Linked DNA regions of Homo sapiens: all the other regions are linked to region 3. A link is an interaction called in ENCODE POLR2A ChIA-PET data of the cell type or tissue named here. Cell type or tissue: MCF 10A. All regions are shown on one strand.

Evidence for each region. Peaks named below come from ENCODE experiments on the same cell type or tissue, not always from the same donor. Only the 100,000 strongest peaks of a DNase experiment are listed, where the experiment ranks them.
Region 1: POLR2A ChIA-PET joins it to region 3 with 10 read pairs; 2 of 35 experiments call an interaction of 5 or more read pairs at or near these places.
Region 2: POLR2A ChIA-PET joins it to region 3 with 10 read pairs; 3 of 35 experiments call an interaction of 5 or more read pairs at or near these places.

What each region holds. Positions count from the first base shown.
Region 1 is chr13:29,675,147-29,679,146 of GRCh38, forward strand. No RefSeq gene overlaps it. Among named protein-coding and RNA genes, the nearest start is that of SLC7A1, 81 kb to the left of the region's middle. In MCF 10A, no CTCF peak of the experiment used is centred here; a DNase peak (open chromatin) is centred at 1,985.
Region 2 is chr13:29,691,850-29,695,849 of GRCh38, forward strand. LOC105370139 (a long non-coding RNA gene) reads left to right here and starts at 3,151. Exons shown (of 3, transcript XR_941804.3): 1 at 3,151-3,553. In MCF 10A, no CTCF peak of the experiment used is centred here; a DNase peak (open chromatin) is centred at 1,922.
Region 3 is chr13:29,565,753-29,569,752 of GRCh38, forward strand. All of the region lies in intron 1 of SLC7A1 (solute carrier family 7 member 1), which reads right to left. Among named protein-coding and RNA genes, the nearest start is that of SLC7A1, 28 kb to the right of the region's middle. RefSeq lists an enhancer at 1,939-2,444. In MCF 10A, no CTCF peak of the experiment used is centred here; a DNase peak (open chromatin) is centred at 1,849.

The sequences.
Region 1 (4,000 bases), 110 kb after region 3:
GCGCCTGGCTAATTTTTTTGTATTTTTAGTAGAGACAGGGTTTCACCATGTTAGCCAGGATGGTCTCGATCTCCTGACCTCGTGATCCACCCCCCTCGGCCTCCCAAAGTGCTGGGATTACAGGCGTGAGCCACTGCGCCCGGCCATGCTGTTCTTATTTTATTTTTATTGTTTGAATATTTTACAACAAAAATATATTTATGCATTATTTATGTAATTAAGGGTAAAGGAAAAAATTAATCTAGACAGATGTAGTTCAAAGCAGACCAAGTACCAACTAAATAGTGGTTTTGGTGACAGCTAGGAATAGTCAGGTTTGGTGGTCAGTGGTCTACCAAATGGCCAGTGAACTGGAAGTGCTCAATACTAAAGACCAAGCATTTAATTAGCATTACTAATTGTTTTGTTATTCACAAATATCCACTATCCTTGCCTGTGGGAGGCTTATAAGTCCCCACCTAACAGTGGCCATATGAGTTGCTTTGGCCAATGAACCATGAGCAGGAGAGCCTTGCACCCATTCCAGGGAGATGTTTTAGGAGCAGGGCCATGATTTCCATATCCTCCTTCCCCTCTGCTGAGTTAACCAGCCATGTCCCACACACAGGCTGTGATGGCAGTCCCAGGCCCAAAGGGAAGGTGCGTTCAACAGAGCTGCAGCCAAACTTTGATGCACAGGAAGTGTGAATGAGAAATCGAATTTGGTGGTTGAAAATGACTGGACTGGCTGGGGGCGGTGGCTTAGGCCTGTAATCCCAGCACACTGGGAGGCCGAGGTGGGTGGATCCTTTGAGCTCAGGAGTTCAAGACCACCCTAGGCAACATGGCAAAACCTCGTCTCTAAAAAAAAATACAAAAATTGGCCGGGTGTGGTGGCTCACACCTGTAATACCAGCACTTTCGGAAGCTGAGATGGGCGGATCAACTGAGATCAGGAGTTTGAGACCAGCCTGACCAACATGGAGAAACCCCGTATCTACTAAAAGTACAAAATGAGCCAGGCATGGTGGTGCACGTCTGTAATCCCAGCTACTCAGGAGGCTGAGGAAGGAGAATCACTTGAACCTGGGAGGTGGAGGTTGCAGTGAGCTGAGATCGCACCATTGCACTTCAGCCTGAGCACACAGCGAGACTCCATCTCCAAAAAAAAAAAAAAAAAAAAAAAATTAGCCAGGTGTGGTGGTGAGAGCCTATAGTACCAACTATTTGGGGGGCTGAGGCAGGGGGATTGCTTGAACGTGGGAGATCAAGGCTGCAGTGAGCCAAGATCAAGCCCCTGCACTCCAGCCTGGGTGACAAAGTGTCTCAAAAAAAAAAAAAATTATGGACTTATTTTTTTGATCCCACAGGACACTCTGGTCTGCCTCATGCAAGCTGTCTACTCAGACCTTCTTATCTCCATGAGGACTGTGAACTCGGAGTGGGAAAAGGGATCTGTAAACCAGAGGTCTCCTCCGCTCCAGGAGCTCTCAGTCTTCTGAAGGTGGGTACACGTCACCCCCAGGCCAGGAAAAATTGCCAACACCATAATGTGTCCACATGGCATTCCAGGGATGCGACCTCACTGCCCATGACTTGGCCTCTCAGAAATTATCCAGAGCCCTGTCAGCCTGAAAGGGACAAAGAGTATTGCCCTGAACACTCCCTGGTATGTTGAACACTTCCTTGTATGATCACCAGGACAAGCTTCAGACACAGGAGGAATACAAGGAGTATTCTAGAGGAGGCTACACCCCATTCTCTCCCATCAAAAACCTTCTCAGGTTAAGGCAGAGAAGTAGTAGCTCCGTCTCACGAACTGTCTTCCAAAATGCAGTGTTGAGAGAATTGACCAATGTGTGAGGCTAGAAAGGGCAACCAACCCATTGTCTCCGGAGCAATGGCAGGCACAGCGTGTGGCAGCCGCTTCCAGAGTGCCCTCTGTCAGGAGAAGAAGGACGATCAGCTTCGTTCTGGTAGAGCGGCATCTCCCTGCTTTGCTTGCAGTTTTACCTGGTTGGCACCAGTCCCATTAAAGGGGAAGGTGAAACTGGGCTCTGAGTTTAGCCTCATCCCGTGGAAATGGCTAAAAATTTCCCTTTCTATTCATTTGTTGTCTTAGTATTTTTTTTTTTAACCAGAGAACTATGCAAGAAAAGTATTTTAGACAAGCTGTGGCAAAAGAAAACTGAATCATTATAAGGATTAATCATCACTGGCCAAAAAAAAAAGCCTGATGTTAACTCCATGAAAGCAGGTATGAAATCAAGGGCATCAGGCTCTCCTGGCTAATGTTCTCATTTTTCTGGCCTATCTCCGGCTGGCCTGAAATGGTGACACAATTGCTAAGAAACGATGACAGATCCAAACATGGTGCAAATCCATAGGACTTCCGGTTTTCTGAGATTCTGTGAAACGGACATTTGTTAAAGCAAGTGTCAATTCTCAAATCTCGGTAAAAACATTCTAAGAATATGGTTTTACTGTCTCTAATGAAATGTACGATGTCAAAGCTGAGGCCTATGAGGTGGGTGTTTTCTCCTGACACTCGATGCCTGTAGGCAGTGGGGGGAGTTCCCCTACGTGCACTAGTCAATTAGCCCTTCCTTAATGAGCATTGTCCAGTCTCCCTTTGAAGACAAGGGTGCTCTAGGGAGGAGAATGGTGCCCGGGTGCAAGGAATTCAGAATTATGCACTCTGACTTCAGCATTAAGGAATCTTGGGCAAGTTATAGCATCTCTGGCCTCATTTCTTCTGTCTATAAAATGAGGGCAAAATAATTATGGCCCATATATTATATTATCTGATTTGTTAGGACAAATGTCATGACCACATCGGCATGAAAGGTGGATGAGACTGAGAAGTACATCAGAGACACTTAATCAGGATGGTGAAAGAAGAGAATGATTGGAATTGGAGCAGAAACACCTCACCCCCTGCTCTCCTGGCCAGCCGGTGGGGAGCAGGGGCAGGGAGCAGAGATTGGTGGTGGAGCCATTTTGAAAACATAACTGTTTTCAAACAGTTCAAACATGAAATGTACGGTATATTTGGCTATATCTATATTGACTTTTTAGTGAATTGCATAATATATGTATGATTCTAGATGCCATATATTATGATTTTAGATAGATAGATAAAGAATATGTTTCAGTTGTTCTTACTTGATGCTTTTATTGTGTTTAAAATTTTTCAAGTTAGAGGAATCCTGTGGATGGTATTAAGGAGAAAAACCCAAACTACATGGGTCTGCTTCTGATATTTTCATTCATGAATTATTTCCAATCTCCATCCTGGTGCCTCAATGTGGGGAGCAGAGCCAATGAGCAGTTCTCTCTTTAAACATGGGGAGATAAGAGGCATCATTCTGGCATGGGTTAGCCATCCCTTTGCATCGGAACCTTTTCGAATTGACACATAAAGCTGATGCTAGCAGTTAGCAGAGTGCTGCATCCTTGTAAAGAGAATTTCTTTTTTTTTTTTGAGACAGAGTCTCTCTCTGTCACCCAGGCTGGAGTGCAGTGGCCCAATCTTAGCTCACTGCAACCTCCACCTTCTGGGTTCAAGCGATTCTCCTGCCTCAGCCTCCTGAGTAGCTGGGACTACAGGTGCTTGCCACCACGCCCAGCTAATTTTTGTATTTTTAGTAGAGACGAGGTTTCACCATGTTGGCCAGGATGGCCTCAATATCTTGACCTTGTGATCCGCTCGCTTCGACCTCCCAAACTGCTGGGATTACAGGCGTGAGTCCCCGCGCCCGGCCCATAAAGAGGATTTCTATGCCATTCTAGGTATGACTACAAACTGAGAGGAAGTACACGCTTTCACACCTGGCACCAACGTACAGGTATATGAACATACTGTGCATTATTTACATTGCATTTTTCCAAGAAAACAAACAATAACCACAAAAACCTGAAGGAATAATTAGCAAAAACAAAAGTGTGTGTATGTGTGTGGAGAGGGATGGGTCATTGTCATTTGGAAAAATCTTAGTGCGTTTCTTATGTATACCCATTT
Region 2 (4,000 bases), 130 kb after region 3:
TCCCAAGTAGCTGGGATTACAGGTGCATGCCACCATGCCCAGCTAACTTTTGTATTTTCAGTAGAGAAGGGGTTTCACCATGTTGGTCAGGCTGGTCTCAAACTTCTGATCTCAAATGATCCACTGCCTCAGCCTCCCAAAGTGCTAGGATTACTGACGTGAGCCACTGTGTCCAGCCTCAACAATAAGTCTTAAAAAACATAGTGTCGAACAGAAAGTAAAACTGTAGTAAAATACATATTAGTAAAATAGCATGCAAAACAATCCTGTATTGTTTATCTATACAAACACATGTGTGAAGATCATGAAAAACATCCATAAGAATGGTAAGGCCAAACTCAGAACAGAAGTCAGGTTCAGGAGGAAGGGAGAAGAATGGAATGCAGGTGGGTGGGAATACACAGGAGGCTGATCTGTAAGGTTTTATTTACAGTTGATACTCATTATTGTATTTTATGCTTGTTACTGATACTTTTTTGTATGTTTGAACAATTTTATTTTAAAAGCTCCAACCCTCTCGTGTGGCAACAAAGCCACTCACCATCTTCCCCTCTCTAAGGCATCTTTGCCAACCTTTGCAGGCTCCCGCCTACTGCTCCCCATGTACCACTGGGCTCTGGATGTACCAAAGTTTTGGGTCATTTCCTGAGTGTGTCTCTTTTCTTTATGCCCTTGCTTACTGCCTCCTCTCCCTCTAATGCCTTCCCTCTAAACCCTACCTGGAAAGCTATTCCTCCTAGATTCATTTCATGTGTCATCTCTGGAGTGAACGGTGCTTATTATTCAATGTCATGTCTCTTGAATGTGCACAGGACTCATCTGGAGATCTTATTAAGTCTGGTTGTGGTTGCTCACGCCTGTAATCCCAGCACTTTGGGAGGCCAAGGTGAGAGGATCGTTTGAACCCACAAGTTCAAGACCAGCTTTGTCAACATAGCAAGAGCCTGTCTCTGCAAAAATAAAAATAATAAAACTAGCCAAGTATGGTGGCATATGCCTGCAGTCCCAGCTACAAGCAGGAAGATTGTTTGATCCCAGAAATTCGAGGCTGCGTGAGCTATGATTGCCCCACTGCACAGCAGCCTGGGTGACAGATTGAGACCCTGTCTCAGAAAAACAAAAAACAAACAAAAAGAAAAATGCAGGGTCTGAATCGGTAGGTCTGGTTGGGGTCCCTGATTCTGCATTCCTAATGAGCTCTCCAGCAGTGCTGATGGGGCGGTTTGTGAGCAGCCAGATCCTCATGACCCCACCTTCTTCCTGGACTCCCACCCGCTCCTCTGTATTCCCTCCTTGCAACATTCATTGTGTTGCTGTGGGTCTGTTTTTTGATATCTGTCTTTTAAATGAAACTAGTAAGGATAGTAACTCCAAAGAGTAACATTTCTGCCCTGCACTTCACAGTATTACCAGCACCCAATATTCATTTGTCAAACGTTTGAAACATTCCAGTGTTGAAAGTACAATTGTATTTTGTGCCTCAGGTGAAACCTTATTAAATCTCTTAAAACAGTTCTGTTTAAGTTGCGCTTTCTATCCCAGGCCAGTGGGAACAGGTATGCAGAGCTGTCAATGCATATTGTCTGCAGATCAGGTCTGAATAAGTTCCTAATTACAGTGCTCACTGGGAGGGGAGAGCTGGAAAAATGTTCTGAACCCTAGGGCAGAGATACCTTCGAGTTCCGGGGATTTAGTGACTTAGTCACAAGCCAAGATTTTGCTGTCAGCACTAAGATAGCTTATAGGAGGTTTGCAGACCTGCTGTAAGTATAATAAAAAATAAATAAATAAATAAATGAAGCGGCCAGAGAGAAAGGGCAAACGAAGCTGCCTGAAGATGAACTCCAGTGGCCTGGCCAAGGTTCTGCTCCTGCAAGCCCTCTCTGTTGTCTGAGAGCCCAACCAGCTCCACCTGTGAGAGGCGGCACAGCCAGGCAGGGTGGAGCCAAGTGCAGGCTCTCACCTGCCCGGGAGTCCAATTCTGGCGCTGCCACTTGGCGGCTAGGACATCTTGGGCAACTTGTGTCACCTTTCTGGGCCTTCGGGTGCCAGATTTAGAAAACGAAATATTGCATGAGACGTATGTATACCAGCAAAGTGTTACTGGCTTGCCTGAAATTCAAATATAACCGGATATCTTGTATTTTATCTGGCAAGCTTATCTAGACCTCACTCCCTTCGTGTCTAAAATGGACATAGTATAGTACCTACCTCCTAAGGTTGTGAGGATGAAATGATTCTATAGATGTAAAGTGCTCAACATACAGCGTGGCTCCAAGGAAATGCTCAGAAAGGTAACTTTCCTACCACTTCCTCACCTCATGATCGACATCTGTTGCCAGAATTGTTCCTACAAGTTCTGTCACCCTAATTCCAATTTCTCCTCCCTTTCACTTCTTCTCCGCATGACTGCCAGAGATAACATTTGAAAAGATCAATCTGGGCCAGGCACGGTGGCTCATGCCTGTAATCCCAGCACTTTGGAAGGCCAAGGAGGGTGGATCATCTGAGGTCAGGAGTTCAAGATCAGCCTAACAACATGGTGAAACCCCATCTCTACTAAAAATACAAAAAATTATCCCGGTGTAGTGGCATGTGCCTGTAATCCCAACTACTCGGGAGGCTGAGGCAGGAGAATTGCTTGAACCCGGGAGTCGGAGGTTTCAGTGAGCTGAGATCGCACCACTGCACACCAGCCTAGGCAACAGTGAGAGTCTGCCTAAAAAAAAAAAAAAAAAAGAAAATATCAATCTAGTTGTGCACTTTAAATGCTACTCAAAATCTTCAAATGGCCCTTACCCACAGGATCAAATCCACACTTCTCAGTCTAGGGTGGCCTTCAAGACTTGGATTCCCTCCCCTTTTCAATCCCTCCCTTTTAAATTTTTTTTAGAGATGGGGTCTCATTCTGTCACCCAAGCTGGAGTGCAGTGGTGCATTCACAGCTCACTGCAACCTGGAACTCCTGGGCTTAATGGATCCTCCTGCCTCAGCCTCCCAAATAGCTGGGACTCCAGGCACCTGGCTCCCATTCTAATCTCTATGCCCACCACCTCTCCTGCTGAGATCCCATGCCATGTCTGTCTGTAACCAACTCTCTCCTGCTCTCTGTCCTTCCTTAGTGGCTCCCTGTGCCTAGAATCCCTTTCTCCCCTTGGCCCCTGAGAAACATCTGTCCATCCTTTGGAGTTTTGCTTCAGATTGGCTCCTCTAGAAGCTTCCCTAACACCACCACTGAGAGCCTCACCAATTCCTCACCCGGCTCCGCCTCTGGGTTCTTAGAGTGCTTTTTACAGACATTTGCTCCTATCATTGTATTTGAATTATTTTAATTTTTGTGTTATGTTTCTCTAACAGTATAACATGTGTGTGTCAATTTTTATCAACAACCTGGAGCTTTTAGTTAGTATTTGAAGAATCTTAGTCAGGAACCCATACATGAAGAGTGGTTAGCAAACATATGAAAAGCCCTAAAAGGAGTCCACAGCCCAGACGGGCTGCAGCAACTTCAAATATCCTCATCCGAATCTGCACCAGAGGACCTGCTCTTTGGGTAAGGGATGCGGAAAGTAATTTTCCACTTACAGAATGGGCGGAGTTCAAGCTACATGGTGGGCCAGAAAGACTAATACAGGCATCTCTGCCCTTTCATGGGTAGAACAGAGCACGCTCAAGGTCTAAACTCGGCTCGTCCCTGGGCCTTCCACCTACAAGAAGCTTCTGCCATTGATTTGATTTAGTTGACCTACTGTCAGGATACAGTCGCATTTGCCTTTAGTGAAACTTTCCTGCAGGGTGTTTGTTGGAGGGCCTGAAAGAACAGAGATTGAAGTCACCAAAATAACAGAACAGGTTGAGTGACCAGCTCTCTACCTGCTTGCTAATGAAAGTTGATTCATGTTGTGGAATGGGGCCTATAATTTGCTTTCATTTTAACGCTTTACTTTGTAGTGAGGCGGTTGGACCAAGGCATCTGAGGGATTCCCCTAATCATTGAAAG
Region 3 (4,000 bases):
CCCGGTGGGCTCCCCCAGGATGCAGACAGTAGCCCACCTTACCATTTCCCTGCTCCCAGTTCTCGGGCAGCCTCTTCAAGTTATCCCCATCCTGCTCCTCTTATCCAAAGCTTCCTAACGCAGCAGCATCTATACAGAGAAGGGATCCTGCGGTTCTGGGCCAAGGAACCATCACCCTGTCTAGACTCTCACACCTCTCAAAAGGCAGTGAGTTAGATCATTACTAACCCACCTCTTTGCTGAGTCAAAGCCAAAGTTATTTATCCTTTCTGGGGCCTAAGAGATGGTGTGGACTGTTTCGCCAAAACCCAAGAAAAGGATGGCAGCAGCGATGGTTGTACAACAATGTAAATGTAGTTAATGTGATTGAACTGCACACTTAAAAATGGCTAAGATGGTAATTTTTGTTCTGTGTATTGTCCCACAATTAAAAAATACTTACAATTCAAAACGGAAGAACAAAACAACTAAGAAGATTCCTCAAAAAGTGCACAGAGGTACAATACAGCAATTCCATTAAGGTCAATGCTCAAGATAAAGGAAAGCAAGTGTCCACATGAAAATGTACACCAATGTTCACAGTAGCATTATTCATAATAGGCAAAAAGCAGAAACAACCCAAACGTCCATCGACTGCTGAATGGATAAACGAAATGTGGTACATCCAGACAAAGGAATATTATTCAGCCATAAAAAGCAATGACATTCTGACATATGCTGCAACACGGATGAACCTTGAAAACACGATGCTAAGTGAAAGAAGCCAGACATAAAGGGTCACATTCCGTGTCATGCCACTTATATGAAATGTCCAGGATAGAGATAAAAAGGAAATAAGTGGTTGTGTACGGCTTGGCTACGGGTGGGGAATGACTGTTAATGGGTACGAGTTTCCTTTTAGGGGTGACGAAAATATTCCAGAATTAGGGCGATGGCTGCATAATCCTGTGAATTTGCTAAAAATCACTGAATTTATACTTTCAATAGGTGAGCTTTATACTATGTAAATCAGATTTATAAAACTATTTTTTGTAAAAAAAGTCAAGAGGAGCCCTATCCAAAGGGACCCCAGTATAGTTTTCCCACTAACCATGACAGGCAGATTTGAACTTGAACTTCTATTCAAGTTCGGTTGCTAAGGCAGCACTTTCTCCCACATACTTTAATTCTGCTTCAAGTCAAAACTCTACCACCCCACTCCCCTAGAAATCAATCATCATGGCTCCAGTTGCCGTTGGTAAGAGGCTCTCCACTCTACTTGCACAAGCTATTTATTACATGTAACCGTCATTCTGCTTTGAGAGTTTCACGAGGGTGAAATTAGCTCCTATTTGATAAACTCTCCCTACAACTGCCGCCTCATCTTCTGGTGTTCTGTTACATTGCAAATACAAGCTCCTGTTTTAATACGCAGCTTAAATATTTCATGGTGACAGGGCGCAGAATAATAAAAATGGGGCAGGTTGCAGCATTTTTTGGTTTAAATAATGCCATACACGTGGTTTTTAAGCTTTTAGGTCAAAACAGGGTGTGGGGGAAGGGAAGCCCTCTCACTCTGTGGATACCTATGGTCCAGGATCTCAAAAAGAATAGGGTGGCTTACATAGGTAAGCAGAAGAGTAAAAGCTCATCAGGCAGTCAAAATGGAACAGTCTGTTAGCCCAGCCCAGTATTTCCTAAGGCCATCAGGGCTCACTACCAGGGCAAAAAAGTCATCCGGGAGGATAGGAAAAGACATGCCCAACTCAGTGAGTGGGAGACAAATTTTGGGATGCTTCCCACACTGAATGTTCGGAATGCTCAAAGGGCTTGGCCGCAGCCTTTTCTCTGCCAAGGCACACCTGACAGGTAAGCTCCTGCCACACTCCTGGGTGTTTACAAGCTGCTGGGTACAACTCCCTGCAGGCGGGCATCCCTCCCACGGATGCAACCCGGACAGTGCGGCAGTTCTAAAGAAGCCCACAAAGACAAATAAGTCTCGGGTGTGGCCAGGAGCTCGGGAGAGCAGCACAGGCTCAGGCTCAAGGAGACTGACAGCCAGTAATTACCAAAGGGAATTAAGCAAGCTCTTGCAAGTCTTGGCCTCTTTTTTTTTTGGACTTAATTTGTTCTCCTGGGCCTAAATCACTAGCTGTGTTGCTGGAACGTGCATGCCCTTGAGGGTGAGGTGGCCCTAACTTCTAGGAGGGATTGACTCCAAAGAGCTCCCACCCAGGGGACAGCTCTTCACAGAGGGGCAGGGTGGGCAGGCACCCCACATGCCTGGCACCTGCCAGTCAGGACTCCATCGAAAAAATGGCTCTGCCCTCTTGTTTTCTCCTCTAAACTTACACAAAACTTCTCAAAGTGCTGAGAATATTTTCATCAATGTGAAATGCTCCCAACAGGCTACATCTAAAACGTGGGATAATCAAGGAATGTGGTGTTGGGGAGGAGTGAGCTGATCTAATCCACTCCAGACCACAGTCTACCCCGTACCTCTTCTGTGAGGTTCTGCTCTGTGTGGTATGGACACTGTCCCTTATAATATTTCTCCTTAAAGGAATCCATCTTTTAATAATTTAGGCAAATTTTTAAAAAACCACGACGATGTATTACTCTCATAAATGGAGCACCACCAAAATTACCTGGAATCAGGTCTTAAAACTCACATCCACCACTCAGCCTGCGAGAGCCAACTGTTTCCTGGAGGGCCCCGCGTAGCTACAACTATGGGTAGTGAACTCTTAAGGTGCTAGTCATCTATTTTTCCTAATACACATTAGAACTCACATACCATTAAAATAAAAACGCATGTGCATTCCCTAAAATCACCTTGCACACAGCAGTGCACAAAGCACACAGGGGAGTGACGATCTAGTCCAGGAGCTGACACACAATGGCGCTTCGCCCACTTTTGTATTGACCATGAATTATGAATGATTTTTATTTGTAAAAGATTGTGTTTTTAAAGAAGGGGAAGGAGAAAAAAGAGAAAGAAGAAAAAGGAGATGATGATCATGAGACTGAGACCTTGTGTGGCCGCAAAGCCTAAAATATGTGCTACCTGGCCCTGTAGACCACTTGCTTGATAAGCCCTGATCAAGTCCGTCCCTTTATTTTACCACAGGGCAACTCAAGTCCTAATACACCAAGTGACTCAGACGCGCCTGAACACAGGTCTCCAGGCTTCTAAGCAAGCGAAGGAAGATTACCCAACAAGCCACCAGCTTAAATTCATCAAAACGGGTCTCTGTCCAGTCACTTTGATTCCATTTTAAGAACGGACTCCTATCTAAAGCAAAGAAAAATGTGGGCTGCACAACTCATCTGACTTGTTTTTGTCCTCAGCTCAGCCGAGGGCACCTGGCTCTCTGCCCCATGTCTGAAATCGCATCCTGTTTGCCCCCAGAGCCACTCCCTGCCTTCCCCACTACGAGGCCCACCTGTATGCATCCCGAGCTCTCTGGGCACTGGCAGGGAGGAGTGAGGCGAAGGAGGACCCTCTCTGCGGGCTGTCTCATTGGAGATCGGCCCTTCACCAAGCCAGGTGCAGCCTCAAAACCATCCCTTCCCCTCAGGTTGAGGGTGTTAGAAGTGGTTAGGGCCCCCTCACTACTCCAGGCTGTGAACCCCCTGCCCTGCCTTTGTAAAAAGTCACTTTATTTAAACTCACCTCAAACTGCCCATCCTGAGAATGCACTCTGCTCCCTGCAGGGCCCCTGATGGCAACAGCCTTAGGGGCAGTGAGCTCTGGATGTCTGCAGCTACCAGGCCCACTGCAAGTGTGAGGGCTTGACCTCATGAGGCGGGGGCTGCAATAATCACATGATAGCCCTCCTCCTTCTAAATCGAGCTCCTAAGGACACCAGATTAATCACCACTAGCCCATTCTCAAGAGTACCCACAGTGAGTCTAGTGATAGGTTACAACAACACATTGCACTATCAAGACAGATTTTTAAAAAATTCTTCAATGTAATGCAATAACATCTGAGCAGCTGGTATGCAGCAGACACTGT